Linked DNA regions of Mus musculus: region 2 is linked to region 1. A link is a loop called in an ENCODE intact Hi-C map of the cell type or tissue named here. Cell type or tissue: heart. All regions are shown on one strand.

Evidence for each region. A loop is a pair of places that touch in the nucleus more often than their neighbours do. Peaks named below come from ENCODE experiments on the same cell type or tissue, not always from the same donor. Only the 100,000 strongest peaks of a DNase experiment are listed, where the experiment ranks them.
Region 2: it touches region 1 in a loop (8-fold over the local background); 39 of 42 quality-filtered maps call a loop at or near these places.

Annotation. Positions count from the first base shown.
Region 1 is chr16:22,561,612-22,569,611 of GRCm38, reverse strand. Dgkg (diacylglycerol kinase, gamma) reads left to right here. Exons shown (of 25, transcript NM_138650.2): 15 at 3,118-3,197; 16 at 4,251-4,325; 17 at 6,829-6,914. It overlaps Gm15651 (a long non-coding RNA gene), which reads right to left. Exons shown (of 3, transcript XR_384735.4): 3 at 6,429-6,439. Among named protein-coding and RNA genes, the nearest start is that of Gm41433, 19 kb to the left of the region's middle. In heart, a CTCF peak has its summit at 4,847 (motif pointing left); DNase peaks (open chromatin) are centred at 4,861 and 5,271; H3K4me3 peaks cover 533 bases; H3K27ac peaks cover 1,756 bases.
Region 2 is chr16:22,803,464-22,811,463 of GRCm38, reverse strand. Crygs (crystallin, gamma S) reads left to right here and starts at 54. Exons shown (of 3, transcript NM_009967.2): 1 at 54-129; 2 at 4,796-5,038; 3 at 5,873-6,261. The coding sequence starts at 109. The coding sequence ends at 6,145. It overlaps Gm30416 (a long non-coding RNA gene), which reads right to left. Exons shown (of 4, transcript XR_875953.3): 3 at 7,420-7,590. In heart, a CTCF peak has its summit at 3,827 (motif pointing right); no DNase peak of the experiment used is centred here; H3K27me3 peaks cover 1,062 bases.

The DNA of each region.
Region 1 (8,000 bases):
CCTCCGAGCTTACGTTTCCCTCTGTTAAGAGTGGGCTTAGTACCACTAGACAGCCTGCCTCCCCCAGTGCTGTAAGACTGGGATCATGAGATTGTGTGCTTTGAAATTACAAGACCAGTTGAGATTGAAGATGCAAGATGAAAACGATGTGGGCCACAGCTGACAAGGATGCTCCAGACCTTCCTCATGCTGTGGTGACTCCCCAAACCATAACGTGACATTGTTGCTACTTCATAACTGCAATGTTGCTGCTGTTATGAATCATAATGTACACATCTGATATGCAGGATATCTGATATGCGACACACAGCATGGCCCACAGGTTGAGAACCACTGCTCTAGAAGCTCAAAAGAGAAGGTTCTAGATACCTGTAGAAGAGTCCAGATACCACAAACAGAGAAAGACGTACAGATACACAGAGTGGGGGGAGAGGGAGGGGGAGGGGGGAAGGAGGGAGGGAGGGAGGGAGAGAGAGAGGGAGAGAAAGAGGGAGGGAGAGGGAGAGGGAGAGAGAGGGAGAGGGGGAGAGAGAGGGGGAGAGGGAGAGAGAAGGGGGGGAGGGAGAGGGAAAGGGAGAGAGAGAAGAGGAAAGGGAGAGAGGGGGAGAGGGGGAGAGGGAGAGAGGCAAGAGAGACAAGAGATATAAGTTGTCCACACTGGCATCAATCTCACTGGCAGGTCCCATGCAATATGGGCTATGGAGTACTTTTTTTTTTTTAAAGATTTATTTATTGATTGTATGTAAGTACACTGTAGCTGTCTTCAGACACACCAGAAGAGGGCGTCAGATCTCGTTATGGATGGTTGTGAGCCACCATGTGGTTGCTGGGATTTGAACTCCGGACCTTTGGAAGAACAGTCGGGTGTTTTTACCCACTAAGCCATCTCACCAGCCCTATGGAGTACTTTAATATCATCCCCCAGACTTAAGGGCCTACACCCTGGCTCCAAAATGCTTCTGAGTATCACACAATTACCCTAGGAGACAAGAGAATTAAGATCATAAACAACAAACACTGCACTTTGCAAACCTGTAAGTTGTGATAGGTGTGAAGTTTAAAACTAACAAATGCAGGCATTAAATATTGACCACGAAGCCAAGCTGTATCTCTGTGTGGGAATATCATTCAGCTGAATCCGCAGAAATTGACTGAGTGCTCACTGCTGTGTCAGGCACCATGGGACTCATAGAAGCTCCATCTGCTCTCAGTGTTTCCGATCCACTTGGAGGCCTGAGATTTCACCGACAAATGAAAGACAAAAAATAAATGCAAAGAAAGAAACATAAACCCTCCAGGATATACTACACAGGTGACATTGCAGTAGGATATACTACACAGGTCATAGTGCAGTAGGATATACTACACAGGTCACACTGCAGTAGGCTGCACTACACAGGTCACACTGCAGTAGGATATACTACACAGGTGACAGTTCAGCAGGATATACTACATAGATCACATTGAGTAGGATATACTACACAGGCCACATTGCAGTAGGATATACTACATAGATCACATTGAGTAGGATATACTACATGGGTCACATCGAGTAGGGTATAGTACATGGGTCACATTGCAGCAGGATATACTACACAGGTCACACTGCAGCAGGATACACTACACAGGTCACATTGCAGTAGGATATACTACACAGGCCACATTGCAGTAGGATATACTACACGGGTCACACTGCAAAGGATATACCACATGGGTCACACTGCAGCAGGATATACTACCCTGGTCACATTGCAGCAGGATATACTACCCGGGTCACACTGCAGTAGTTTTTAGTTGCTCTGGTTGAGGGCCAAGTCACAGAGGCGATGGCCATGGGCTCTTCTGGATTTTTTAAAGAAAGGTTTTCTCTGTAGCTTGGCTGGCCTGGAACTCACTTTGTAGACCAGGCTGTCCTAGAACTCACAGACACCCACCTGTTTCTGCCTCCCAAATGCTGGGATTAAAGGCATGTGCCACCACTTCCTGGCTTATTCTGGATCTCTTTAAGAAGTTACAAAGGAGAGAGTATTTCAAGCCATAGGATAAGAGCAAAAGAGTGTGAGCATGGGTAGACACACTCACTGGAGGATGGCAGTAGGAACTTCTCACTGGAGGGTGCCAGCCGGCTGCTAGGCTGGTCACTGTGGGACAGGAGGAGCAAGGAGAGCACAGAAGAAAGGGGCAAGGCTGAGAAGTCTTAGAGATTAGGGTCAGATTCTGGGAGCATCAGGGTGCTGTTACAGGTGCGTTAGGAGTGGCATGACTGATGTGGTGTCCCAGAAAGGAACTGGGGTGGGGGTATGGAGGATACAGTGTGGGTAGGAAAGGCCTCAAAGGCATGGGGATCATGGTGGCTGCCAGAGAAATTCTAAGGGAAGGACTTGGCAGGTCGGGATCTCCCCCTGGATGCCCAGCTGAGTAACCAACCGGAAAAGGACATTCCAAGAGGAACAGCGAGGCTTATGGAAAAGACAAGCTGTCTGGGCCTGCTAGTGTGGTACCATTGTTGAGGTAACCTCAGCAGTGACTGAGGCATCAGAAGAGGACGGACCCCACAGAGAGGAGGAACATTGGGTGTGGCCATGAGGATTTGGATAGTGCTGGGCCCTGAGCACCCCAAGGGCATTCATGGATGTTGTTGGATGTACCCTCTAGACCTGTGGTTCTCAACCTGTGGGTCGAGACCCCTCGGGGCCACAAACTAGACATCTTGCATATTAGATATCTGTATTGATTCATAACAGTAGCAGCACTACAGTTATGAAGTAACAAAATACATTTGTGGTTGGGGTCATCACAACATGAGGAACTGTATTAAAGGGTTGCAGCATTGGGAAGGTTGAGAACTGCTATGCTAGACTATTTTGATCTCGTGTTGTAGGTATAATTTTAAGCGGGTGTCATTCCGCTCTGATCCCGACCTCCAACCCTCATTGCCATTAGCCCCCCTTTAAAAGTCCCTTGGGCTGGAATCAGCCATGTCTCCCCCAGGAAGCTCAGCCGGCAGACAAGCAGCCCCCCTCCTCTCCTCCACGCCTGGGCCTGCCTCCCATCCACCTGCTTTCATCTCATGTCACGACTGAATAAAGCTCACATCTCTTTCTTCTCATTTTTAAGTATAAGATCATCCCTAGCCCGGGGACGCATCCCCTGCTGGTCCTGGTGAACCCCAAGAGTGGAGGAAGACAAGGAGAAAGGTAGGTCCTCTTTTCTTTTAAAATAGGCTAAAACAACCCGACCCAACCCCCTTCCTTCCCTCAGCCCCAACATAGTAGACTGTACAGTCAAAAAAACATGGACCCGTGGCCAGCTCATCATCTGGCCCAGGTGAGTTAATAGCCTGTGCCTCAGTTTCCGCCCCTGCGACATGATAGCAATGATATTACCTCTCACAGGTTACCTTAAGGATTAGAATAGACCTAGTGCTTAGCCTTGGACCTGCCACATGAGCCCCGGTAAAGGTCGCTAGAATCAAGTTCTAAGGGACCTGTTTTATCCTATGCCATCACAAGTCTCTTCTTGGTTTAAAAGACTTGGTGAGGTTCACCTGCTTAGGACTACCTGGCCTAGCCCCAACCCCACCGTATCAGTGAAGGAAACGCAGGTTTGGGCGAAACTGGAGTAAGCTCAGCGGGGTGGGAAGACATGGGGGGCAGACAGAAGCACTCTGCCTCCCAGGCCTGCTCAGTCTGGGAAATGAGCAGATGGTACAGAGAGCAGGATTTCAGGCTTAGAAAAAATAAAATTAGGTAGGGCCAAGTACTATGAGGACCCCACCTCTAGCCTGAGCTAGTCTCAAGGTAGAGCCTAGAAACCAAACCCAGACATAGCCATTGCCTCCAGCCCCACCTCCTCCTGCATGTACTCTTATGAGGATGCTGGGCCCACTCCTTGGGGGCCTTCAGCACCTCTGGACAGTCAACAATAGATGAAATCACCCTACTTAAACCATGCAGAATACCCAGAGGTCTCTAACAGGAAGGAAACTATGTAGGACAGCAGTCCTATTCTCTCCCATAGCAATAAGCAGTCCATAGGGTGGGGCTGGAGTCAGATGGAGGGGCAGCTTTTGGCCAGAGGGAAGGATATGGGGATGCTAGGTGTACTGGGATAGCGGGTCTGCACCCATCACTCCCTGTCTTAGGTTTAAACAACTGGCAGATTTCACCACAGATGGGTCCAAAGGTATTTGCCCCCATGTGACTACTACCTTACCATTTCTCGCCTCTATTGTGTTTTTTCCCCTGTAGAATTCTTCGGAAATTTCACTACCTGCTCAACCCCGAACAAGTTTTCAACCTGGACAATGGGGGACCTACACCAGGGTATGGACAGTCGTCTTCACTCTGCCCTGCTTTGGTCTCTGAAGAAAACACCTTTCTTTGTCTCCTGGCTTTTTCTGCCTACCCCTCACCTTGGCCCTGGTTCTTATTTAGGAAGTTGCCCTGTCTACCTTGTCTCTGAAGGAGGTGTTGATGTCAGAGGGAAACTATGACCCAGTCATTGGACGGACAGGGAGGTCACACTGCTGACTTCCTTGGACTTACTTGCAAGGCTCTTGGCTGATATCGTCGTAGTGTGTAATGATGTCACTCCAAGTCTGTCATGTCTTTTGCTATGGGAGCATTTCTGTCATTGAAACATTCTTTCCCTGAATTACCCAGCTTTGCAGAGATTACAGATCTCCTAACCCTTCTCCCACCTCCCTGACCCCTAGCCAGACAGAAAGAGCTGTTAGAGGGGAGGGGGCAGGACATAGATGGCTCATCTGAAGGTCTGGTGGGTGGAGCTGGCCTTGATGCCATTTAGCCAGTCATAGGTGGTGCCCTAGTGCCACCTGCTGGCAGCTCTGCCAGCACCAACTTCCACGTCTGATCTGAGCTTTTACACCTCCTGACCTGCATTTCTACTCTAGAGTCATTGAGATTCCTCCAAGGGGGCTGGAGTAAGGTGTCTAAAAATGGAACCTGTCCCTGTCTTTCCGTTGTCTGGCACGGAGATTATTTATAGAAATGGAAGCACGAGACCCAGTTAAAAGGAGAACGACACACAGGTGCACATTCACCAATCTGTAAAATTTACTCAGAAGTCGGTCCAGACTCTCCCAGTTGCCACATAGCCACGTGTCAACCGGTTACTGCTGGTTACTGCCAGTTACTGCCGGATAGCACCGCCATGTACCAAAACATCAAGTGCCTTTTCGGCCCTGCTCTCTCCTAGGGTATTTTAGGAGCACAGCCTTCTCGGCCTTTGATTGGTTTTCCTGTGGGTGACAAGCTCAGGGCCTACTTCCAGGGCTGCTGAGCCCAGAGCACCTTCAATGTGCCTGTTTATCTGTACGCAGACAGGCCGTCCAGCTGACGGGAGCCTCTACTCAGAATGTACTGCCTGGAGTAGGGTTCTGCAAGAGAAGGGAGAGAGAATAGTGACTTGCCAACATAGGCATCCGTGCTCAGAGCGCCCCTGGGACTCCTCAGACCATCTGTCTGGGAAGAGAGACATAACGGCACCTCAAGGTGTCCATCGGTCACATTTTCCCCCAAAGCAAGGGTTCTTGACTTTTTCTGCCAGGGACTCCAGTCACAATCTGGTAGAGTATGAACTCCATCTAAAATAATTTTTTTCTAAAGCATAATATGAAATAATATGTGATTTCCAGTGAAGCTAATTATGTTGAGAAGTGGTTACCCAAAACTAAAAAGACAAATTTGTGGTACATAAGAGAATGTCTTCTCTCAACACACTAAACAACAATACCCATAGTCAGGTTCAATAATGACTGTAAACTGAAAGCCACAAGCTCCAGAAATGATAGCATGGAACCTACAGTACAGCCTAACTGAAGTGTTGAAACAGCTGTTATATTCACTGTGACAAAGTTGCAGGTGCTATTGAAGCCTCTGTGGTCTGCTGTCTACATTCATAATTGAAAGAAATGCTAAGTGTCAGTTAGAGATCAGAGAAGATATTAACATTATATTTTCTCTTCCAAGTTCACAAACCTCTGAATTATACCCACAGACTCACCAGAAGGTCAGTGGACCCCAGGTCCTGCTCTTCCGGCTTCATGCTCCCAGGGAAAATGGGGTCTCGCTCCCCATGGCAGGGGGCCCTCAGAGGAGAAAATAAAGACCCAGATAATTAAGTGAACCTCTCTTAAGGAGGTGTAGTATTAGAGACAGCAGTCAGGAGAGTCTGAGAGGAGTCCAAATATTAGGGATGCTTTGTGTTGTTGCCAAAATGTGAAAACTGAGAATTCCTCAAATCGTAGAGGAATTCTCAAAAGTGGCTTTCTACATGCTGAATGTTGGGTCAGAGTCTCCTTCTATTAGGAAGTCAGCACCCCACATACATATACACACATAACTGATTCTTCTCCATAGCTGGGAGCACTACACAGTAAATTCTGGTTCCAGAGTGCTAAGTGACTCTTCCGATCCTGGAAGAATCTGATTCCAGGGACTGGGGAGGACCAGAAGTGTCACGTGCTAAGACTGTCATGTAGCTCATTGATAGTTTGTTTAGCATATGCTGGGCACCAGGGTTCAATCCCCAGCACCACACTCACAAATGCGTGCACGCGCACACACACACACACACGTACACACACACACACACGTACACACACACACACACGCACACACACACACACACACGTACACACACACGCACACACACACTCACACACACACATACACACACACTCACACACACACATACACACACACACACACACGTATGCATGCACTCACTGCACACTTGATACCTGTTGAAATATTAACAGTGTTAGTGACCTAATAACAAGAGCACTGTGGCCTTTCTTTCCAGATTGAACTTCTTTCATGATACCCCAGACTTCCGTGTTCTTGCCTGTGGCGGAGATGGGACCGTTGGCTGGATTTTGGATTGCATTGGTAAGGATGGCCAGGAAGGCCTTTCCTTGTTCTTTATAGTGAGTAGATGTGAAGTCATCAGAAGGCAGTGAACTAAAGGAGGAGCAGAGCCATGCCTTCTCCATCCGGGTGCCTACCCTTGCTTGGACTGCTGCTTGATTAGGGATCTGGAGTGAAGAGTTTTCATCGTAGACTTGGCCTTCAGAAACATGTATGTCAGAGGCAGAGCTGCGCAGTAGCAGAACCAGATGTATTAGAAGCAGGACTGGAGATGCAGGTGGAGCCAGGGTGATGATAAATAAAGGGCAAGAAGCTAAGCATGGCAGATCTACTTAGGGATGAACATCTGGAGCAGGAGTCCAGAAAGCACACCTGGAAAGTGCACACCTGGAAAGTGCACACCTGGAAAGTGCACACCTGGAAAGTGCACACCTGGAAAGTGCACACCTGGAAAGTGCAGGTCAGTACAGGCAGAGGAACGCCATGCAGAGCTGTGTCCCACATGGAGAAGGCAGGGGAGCAGGCTGGAGGGCTGGGGGCCTGAGGTCTAGCCCAGCTCTGCCTGGATCCAGAAAATGATAGTGCTTATCTGTGATATTTAGGGATGGGGTATAGTTAAGACCTAACCCCTGCTGAACCAAGGTAAAGTCTGCAATATAGAACACCAAGGCAGGAAAGCTACCAACAGAGGCACTGGGGTGGGCAGGCATCAAAGAGACCAGGGCTGCTTCACAGCATCTGTCAGTCATTACAAATGCTGCCTGGAATCTCTATGGGCCAAGCCCTCTTGGAGTCAACTAGAGATGCCACCAAGGAACGAAGAGGCCAAATTACTACCCTAATGGAGCCTACCTTCTAGAGCTGTGGCTCTCAACCTGTGGGTCACGATCTCATGGGAGATGAAATGGCCCTTTTATGGGGTTCCCTAAGACCATCAGGAAACACAGATCATGATCCCTAAGAGTAGCAAAACTAGAGTTATAAACTAGCAACAGGAATAATTTTGTGATTGGGAGTCACCACAACATGAGGAGCTGTATTAGAAGGTCTCTGCATTTGGAAGGTTGAGAACCTCTGATCTAGAGGAAAGACCCAGGCAACATAGAA
Region 2 (8,000 bases), 240 kb before region 1:
AAGCAGATGTTTGATTTGAACTGCCCTCTATAAATGTCCCTCTGCCTGTAGTCCTGGAGCTGCCCTGGATCTCTCTCAGTAGTGCGGGAATCAACCTTTGCACATACAATGTCTAAAACTGGAGGCAAGGTAAGTAACTGTTTCTCATCCAGGGGCACGTTCAAAGCAGAGCTGTTGCTTCACTGCCCTGAGATGAGTAAACTAGTGCTTGAGGGACAATCCTGGGGAGAGAAGATGGAAAAGGCTTGTTTTCTAGTCAAATAGAATCATCTAACACCACGTTAAAGAGTTACTGTTAGTGATGGATGCTGTGCTAGGTACTACATGAACCGTTGCAAGGGCTGCCTTCCGGCAGCTGGAGATGTAAATCTCACAGGAGTGGAACATGGCAAAGACTACAGTAGAAAACATCAGTAGTCAGCATTCTTTTCTCGGTAATTTAGCCTCACATGCTACTGTTCCAAAAGGCCAGCGGAGAGGCCAGGCCAGTGAACTAAATCTTACAGCACTTCTGCATTCAAGTGGTTCTTGTTTCTAGGCAGAATCTTCACCAACGTTTGACCCAACTGCTTGTCGGAAGGTGATTGCTCAGGGGGTTTGCTTCTGTAGTAGTCAATAACTCTGGAGGGCCGAGGCACTGTGCAGTGCCTGATCCCCCCACTGGGCCCCGCCAACTCTTTGCTTTTAGATTTACTAATCTTGGAAGACTTAAGAGAAATATGCAGTGAATCCAATTGTTAACATTTGGTGAATCTCCATTGTACCATTTGAAAAGTAGCTGACTTCATTGCATTGATGACAGATATTTAAATACGTATCTCCTAAAGACAAAGTTCCCCCCCCCCTTGAATAAACAGATCCCCGACATCCAGATCATACTTCGCCTCTCCAGTTGACCCCAGAAGTGTGGGTGATAGAGCACGTACGGTCACATGGTGTGGGTGATAGAGCACGTACGGTCACATGGTGTGGGTGATAGAGCATGTACGGTCACATGGTACATGCAGTTAGTTGATTATTTGTCTTTGCTCCGGGTCTTTCCCTCTCCTGAGCCTGTACCACAGAGTCTTCAGCTTTTGTTGTTCCTGAGACATGGACACTTTACAAAGCTCAGGCCAGGTGGGTTGAAGAAACCCCATCTAGATTCATCTTACGGTTTCCTCATCTTTAGACTGTGGCTAGCAAGAAGTTATGCAGGTGATACTGTATGCTTTCCAGTGCATGGGGTTAGGAGGTGGCTGTTAACCTAAGGTTCTGTGCCTGAGCACTTTTTCCTCAGTTGACAGATACAGCACACATCCAGACAGACAGATGTCCAGTGCTGTAATATACATCACTTGGTCCTACTGAAAAGTCTGAAGAGCCTTGAGGGAAGGCTGATGCATAGACATCATGTAAATAAATACCCGTTCTTTCTCTCTACCCTTCTGTTCTCACCATCTTGTCACTGGATTGATCAGCGGCACCATGGGCTCAGCAAGAACAACAGGTTTTGTTAGGCATATTTTCATTAACCACTGAGATAATCGAGATATTTTTCTTTCTGCTTGGGTTGGTAGGCTATTTTTCAAAACTAAATGTGACAGGGATTTTATAGTGATTTCTAGGAAAACCAGCATTTGATGTTGATTTTTTTTCTCTTCCAAATTTTATGTGAAAAGACCACAATCTCTCCATTGGCTATAGAATGGATGGATATAGACTGGATGGCTTCCACATTTCTTTTATAAGTAGGAATTGTGCATAGATGGAGCAGCCTTCATCCGCTGAACAGAGAGTTTGGGCTGGAGCCCAGAAACGACTCCATTAAGAACAAATGCACACTTGGTTTGACATGGAATGGCTGGCTAGCCTGGGAAGGTATCCAACATGGTGGCCCTGTGCATATTTCATGTCCCGGACATTGGTATAAGGCAAATGTGCAGATGAGGCATAAATGTTGGGAATCAATGAACTAAAACACATCCCATATTTTCTTTAGCTCTCACAAAATCATTTTTGGCTCAAAAGTCAATTCAGCATAGAGATGAAGTCCTGTAGAACCTGTCCGTTCTTGGAGAAGTTACTGGATTTTCTTGAAGATCCCTTCATCAGTCACAATACAAAGGCTCATGAGTGCAGGGCCAGTCCCACCAAGTGTTCAGAGAGCAAATGCTGCCTTGTTAAGTCACATCATGTGGGTGGGAAGATGGAAGAAAGAGAAAATGGCCCACATAAACTCGACACTCTACAGGCTATAGCTATCCTTGAATAGGTAGTGGCCTTTGGAAATTATCTCTGTCCGTAACAATGAGAACAGCTTGCTCTTTAAAGTATTAATCCTTGGCTGCCTAAATATGACCTGCACAAGGACAACATTAACAGACATGCTAAGGTGAAAGGAGGAGAGCTCAGGGGACCTCAGCCCTAACCAAAGAATTACAGGCAACTAAGGAATTCGGAGAGCAGAAGAAACAGGCTGCCCCAGAGAAGAGCACGCCAGTTGGTTACCCAGTACCAAACAGCCCTGAAAACACTTAACATACAGACTAAACCAGATGTATTTTAAATGGTTTTTCAAATGTGTTTCACAGTTTTGCACATGGGTAAAATGTACTTTGGTCACATTCATCTCCCATTCTCCCATTCCTCTTCCACGCCCAGCAAGCCTCTTTCCTGTATCCCGCTTCCTAGCTTTGTGTAGGGTGTGCTAAGGTGTGTGTGTGTGTGTGTGTGTGTGTGTGTCTGTCTGTCTGTCTGTCTGTCTGTGTGTGTGTGTGCCCCATTGCATGTCATTAGGGTTTCTTGCCTGAGCATGGCTGTGAGTTATTTACTTGAGCAAGACAGCTTGGAGGGGTGGTTCTCAACCTGTGGTGATCACAGATACCATGTATATCAACTATTTGCATTCCGATTCATAACAGTAGCACAGTTACAGTTACAAAGTTAGCAACAAGATGATTTAAAGGATGAAGGTCACCACAACATGAGGAACTGTATCAAATCTTCAGAGCATTAGGAATGATGAGAACCAATGTCTTCTCCACCCAGAAATATGACTCTCCCTTTCCCAGGATCCATTTAATTGCCTGTAGCTCCTCCAGCTGGGTAAGCCCCTTCTTCATTGGCAATTTTGAGTCAAGTATTATACTTGACTACTATTTTACCCTCAGGCCACCCTCTGTAGAAAGGCACTGTTACTTTGTTTTGCAGATTTGGAAGGCTCGATGCTCTGTTCAAAGTCACATAGCTAGTAAGCGGTGCTGGAATTTTTTCCCTCTCATCTGTAAACAGGTATCATATACCTCTAACTCACCTGTGCTAAACTGAGCGAGGGAGCAGAAAAACAAAATTGAAGAGAGGAAATGAAATGAGTGTGTGTGTGTGTGTGTGTGTGGTTTTGTTTGGTTTTTTTAGGGAACAGGAAATAGAGGTGAGAGAATCGGGACAGGAAGGGAACCGGAAGGATTAAGGCAGAATGAAACAACTCTGGGTGTGCCACCTGCTGAAGAGTCACCCAGGACTGAAGAAAGGATCGTGTGCCCTTTGGGAATCTGTGCATTCTCTCCATCTAATGAGTCACCACCCCCTGGGCTCCTTGAGAGTGCTCTCCCATTGCAGCTCCCTGCGTTATCCTCTTGCTCTTGGCGTTTACAGGCACGAGGGAACCCCAGACGCTCACTATTCCCTAGTTCCTATGGTAGGCTGTGTGCCTCACGTATTTTATGCATCTTTATCGTCTTGTGCTCTTTGCTTCTGGAAAGCTACTTACCCTGCTAAGCTCACCAAAAAAATCGAGGACTACCTGCCTCTGCACCTTTACGACGACGCTTTTCTGCCAAGCCGATAAATCAAATCAGCCACAAGGTGGCAGCATAACGCCAAGAAATTAACACTTCTCCCTTTCCTAATAATTAGTATTTTTCTGATTGAGGCATTACTGATCAACGGGGGGGGGGGGGGACCTATTTTTTTTTTTATTTCACAGTGATATTCAGAAACGATTTATGAACCCCCAGTGTTCCTATCAGGTGTCCCCGATTTCAACTAGAAAGCATTCTGAGCTCTGGTTTGAATTACTATACATTTACAGTGAGTGTATTTGGGTCATGCTTTTGGACCAGTGGGAAACCGACGTCCCCAGGAATGCCTTACTGGATATCCTGGATCCCCAGGATAGCCGGGCTGATTCAGCAGGAGTAGTTCAAGAGCACGGGCTTATGTCTGGCTCTCCGTGGCAACTTGTTCCCAGTGCCACAAGACACTCCAGGTCCTGTGGTAGAAACTGGTAAGACTTCGAAGCAAAGAATACTTTTGCCTCAATCTCTCCGAATTGCAGTCATGATGTGTTTTCGTCTGTACCTGTGCCCATTCATGACGTGGTCATCTTCACGGCGCATTTGTTGAGGCGTTGTTGGCTGTTTCTGGGTCCAGGTGATCTGTAGTCTTTACCCTTGGGTCCAAGTCTTTACCCTTGGGAGAATCTAAGAGGAGTCTGGTGGGCGGGCGGGTCCGGCGCATAAGCAGACATTTATAATATACTGTGGTAAGTAGAGGGCTATGGGAACTTTAAATATGCCACTTGGTCCAAAACTACTGGCTTCTATCAGGACATTCTTTTATTCTGTTCCATTTTAAGAAAGTTCTTGTCCCATTTGTTGATAAGATTGCCAGAAGCCAAATGTGAGGTAAAGTAGAACTGTGTGCTTTTCTTCACAGTAGAAGGAAAGCCAATCTAATTCGACAGTGTGCTTGTCGCTTTTATCTGTGTGCAAAGCCGCCCAGCTCCTCAGCTCACTCAGTGCTCTGTGTGCAGATTAGTTTCTACGAAGACCGAAATTTTCAAGGCCGCCGCTATGACTGCGACTGCGACTGCGCAGACTTCCGCTCGTACCTAAGTCGCTGCAACTCCATTAGAGTAGAGGGAGGCACCTGGGCTGTGTATGAAAGGCCCAACTTCTCCGGGCACATGTACATCTTACCCCAGGGCGAGTACCCTGAATACCAGCGTTGGATGGGCCTTAATGACCGCCTGGGCTCTTGCCGAGCTGTTCATCTGGTGAGTCTGGAAGCTTGCTATGTGGCCACGACCCCGCATCTTTCCTTCCTTTCGTTTTTTTGTTTTGGTTGTTGTTGTTGTTTGTTTGTTTTCTTGTTTTGTTTTTTCGAGACAGGGTTTCTCTGTGTAGCACTGGCTGTCCTAGAACTCACTTTGTAGATCAGGCTGGCCTTGAACTCAGAAATCCGCCTGCCTCTGCCTCCCAAGTGCTGGAATTAAAGGCGTGTGCTACCACGCCTGGCTAAGATTTTGTTTTTATGAGTGTGTGTGTGTGTGTGTGTGTGTGTGTGTGTGTGTGTGTGTGTGTTCGCACACATTTGCATGCAGGTACCCTCAGAGGCTGGGGAAGGGTGTTGGCTCCTCTAGAGCTGGAGTTAACAGGCAGATTAGATATGGGCTGCTGGATGGAGCTTTTGGGAACTGAACTCGGTCTGTTGGTAGAGCTGCATGTACTTAACTGTTGAGCTATCTCTCCATCCACTCCCGTCTCCCCACAGCCCTTTCCTAAGTCTTCCTACCTCTTCTTCGTTGAATGAAATAAGAATCTTAGTTTACTTCATCAGTAGACTAAATGGCATTACTTCTCAGCCTCGTGGCTGAGATCAAGTAGAGAGTAAATACTAGTTGTTCAAGGACTCTCTCTCCCTCATAGATGTTTATCGCAATTGTGCTAGTCCACCCTTTTGGTATTTCATGGTGGCAACCAGAGTTCTGATGACCCTCCCTTAAGGATGAGAGGCTGTGCACCAAGCTGTCCCCGAGTTCCTGACATGCTAATGATTTCTGTAACAATGGCTGTTCATTTCTTTTTGTTGGTCTTGTTGTTGCTTTCAGTCTAGCGGAGGCCAGGCTAAGATTCAGGTCTTTGAAAAGGGCGACTTCAACGGTCAGATGTACGAAACCACGGAAGACTGTCCTTCTATCATGGAGCAGTTTCACCTGCGAGAGATTCATTCCTGTAAGGTGGTAGAAGGCACCTGGATTTTCTATGAGCTACCCAACTACCGTGGCAGACAGTATCTTCTGGATAAGAAGGAGTACCGGAAGCCCGTCGATTGGGGTGCGGCATCCCCCGCTATCCAGTCGTTCCGCCGCATTGTGGAGTGATGGCCTGGAGTGGGACCATAGAGTTCTCCCTGAGGGCTGAACTTGAGGGCTGAACTCTGCTGTCTGGCTTGTGGTCCAAATAGACAACGTAAATAAAAGCATTGGAATGCATCCCATCGTTGACTATTGTGCCTCTTCTTAATTGCTTTTAGGGACCAGCAATTGGGCTCCCTCCACAGTGGGCATTTACACGGAGCAGTTCATCTTTCAGATAAGAAAGTGCATTCAAGTAAGACTGCATAGAAGGTTAGGAAATCTCACTTCCACATAGAGGCTCTTTCTGTTTGTGTTTTGCATTAACTCAACAACACCAAAAATCGGAGCTGCCCTTTACGGAGCGCACCTATACTAATGATCTGTTTCTTCTCACCCCACCCTTTAAGAATAGTAGTCTGTCTACACGTTACAATTAAGAAAACTGAGACGTAAGAAAACATTTTTAAAATGGATCGCATCCACCATGTGGCCAATAGCAGTAGAGCTTTGTTGAAGACATTTCGGTTTCAGAAGCCACTGTTTAATTTCCAGCTCATTCATTCAGCTCAGTAGCTGGAGGTCTGAGTGCAGTGTGAGTGAGGGAAGGACCCCAACCAATGTAAAATGTGGGGGTGTAGGCTCCCACTTCAGCTTCTCTCCAGAAAGAGGATCCTTATGGACAACAAGCAATAAAACCAGGCCTGTTACTTGTGAGTAGCCAAGCCACGGCCTAATGTCCCTCAATTAAGATCCAGATGTTGTGGGTTTGCAGTAAAAGAACTCACTGCGGTATTTGAAAGGAAGTTGGACAGTCTTGAGGCTCACTGAGTCCTGGTGCAGACACAGCATCCATCCCTAGAGTGCTAGAGGGTATTTGAGATTTCAGGGAGATGCTCAAATTACCTGCCTTTTAAAGAGATGACAAAGCTCATGTCTTCTAGGGTCTTTCCCCCAAATGACACATTAAATGCCAATGCATACTACATATCTATAATCTTCTCATGTAGCCAGTAGGACTTTGAGAAATGTAAGGCAGATGCACACTGAGGGGAAAGGATGGGACACTGCACACAGCTGCTGAGGGCCCCAGCCCCGTAGTTGACTGGACTGTCAGTTCTGGACCTTGCCGCTCTGCCAAGAAGCTAACTCACCTCATCTCCCATATAAGAGCCCCACACCAACTGCTCACCACTGAACACATTGGGCCAGAAAGGACACTGAAAACATTGGCCAATACCCAATGTTACTGACATGGTTTTTAGAAGAGCTGTCTCTGGCAATGACCTCAGAGATCTTACCAGTCACATTCCACTGGGGAAACTGAGGCTGTGGTAGCACACTTATTGACGGCCTCCTCATCCATAGCAACCATTGCTTTGTTCCTTGGGCATTCATCACAATGTGTTCCGAGCCATCAGAAAACGCTGACAGCAATCCAGGAGAGCGCTGTCGGGACGGCTACACACAGTCTGAGGGAGGCAAACATAAAACAACAGATTTGTCAGTTAATGCCCTGATTCAGAGAGGCGGTCATTGCTCTTCAAGCCACAGGTGCACTTCTTAACTCTGCTTAAAAGGGATTTTACAGGCATTTGATACTAAAGGCCAAAAAGCCAATTCTATCCTCTATTCATAAACCTCAGTCCTTCTGGGTAGGGCTCTTTCTCGCTGCTGTCAGAGTCAAGGGCTGCCATCAACCTCACTCCGACAGCGAAGTGATTATCCTGAATTTACTCCACCTACCTTTAATTGTTTTCTCTGAAACAGCATCTCAGGAAAGCAAAGGCAGAGCTATCCTAAAACCTTGTTAGCTTTCTTCTATCTCAAGCATTCTTCTGAGATAAGACTGAGTACTTCCCAAATATGGAGTCTACTTCCT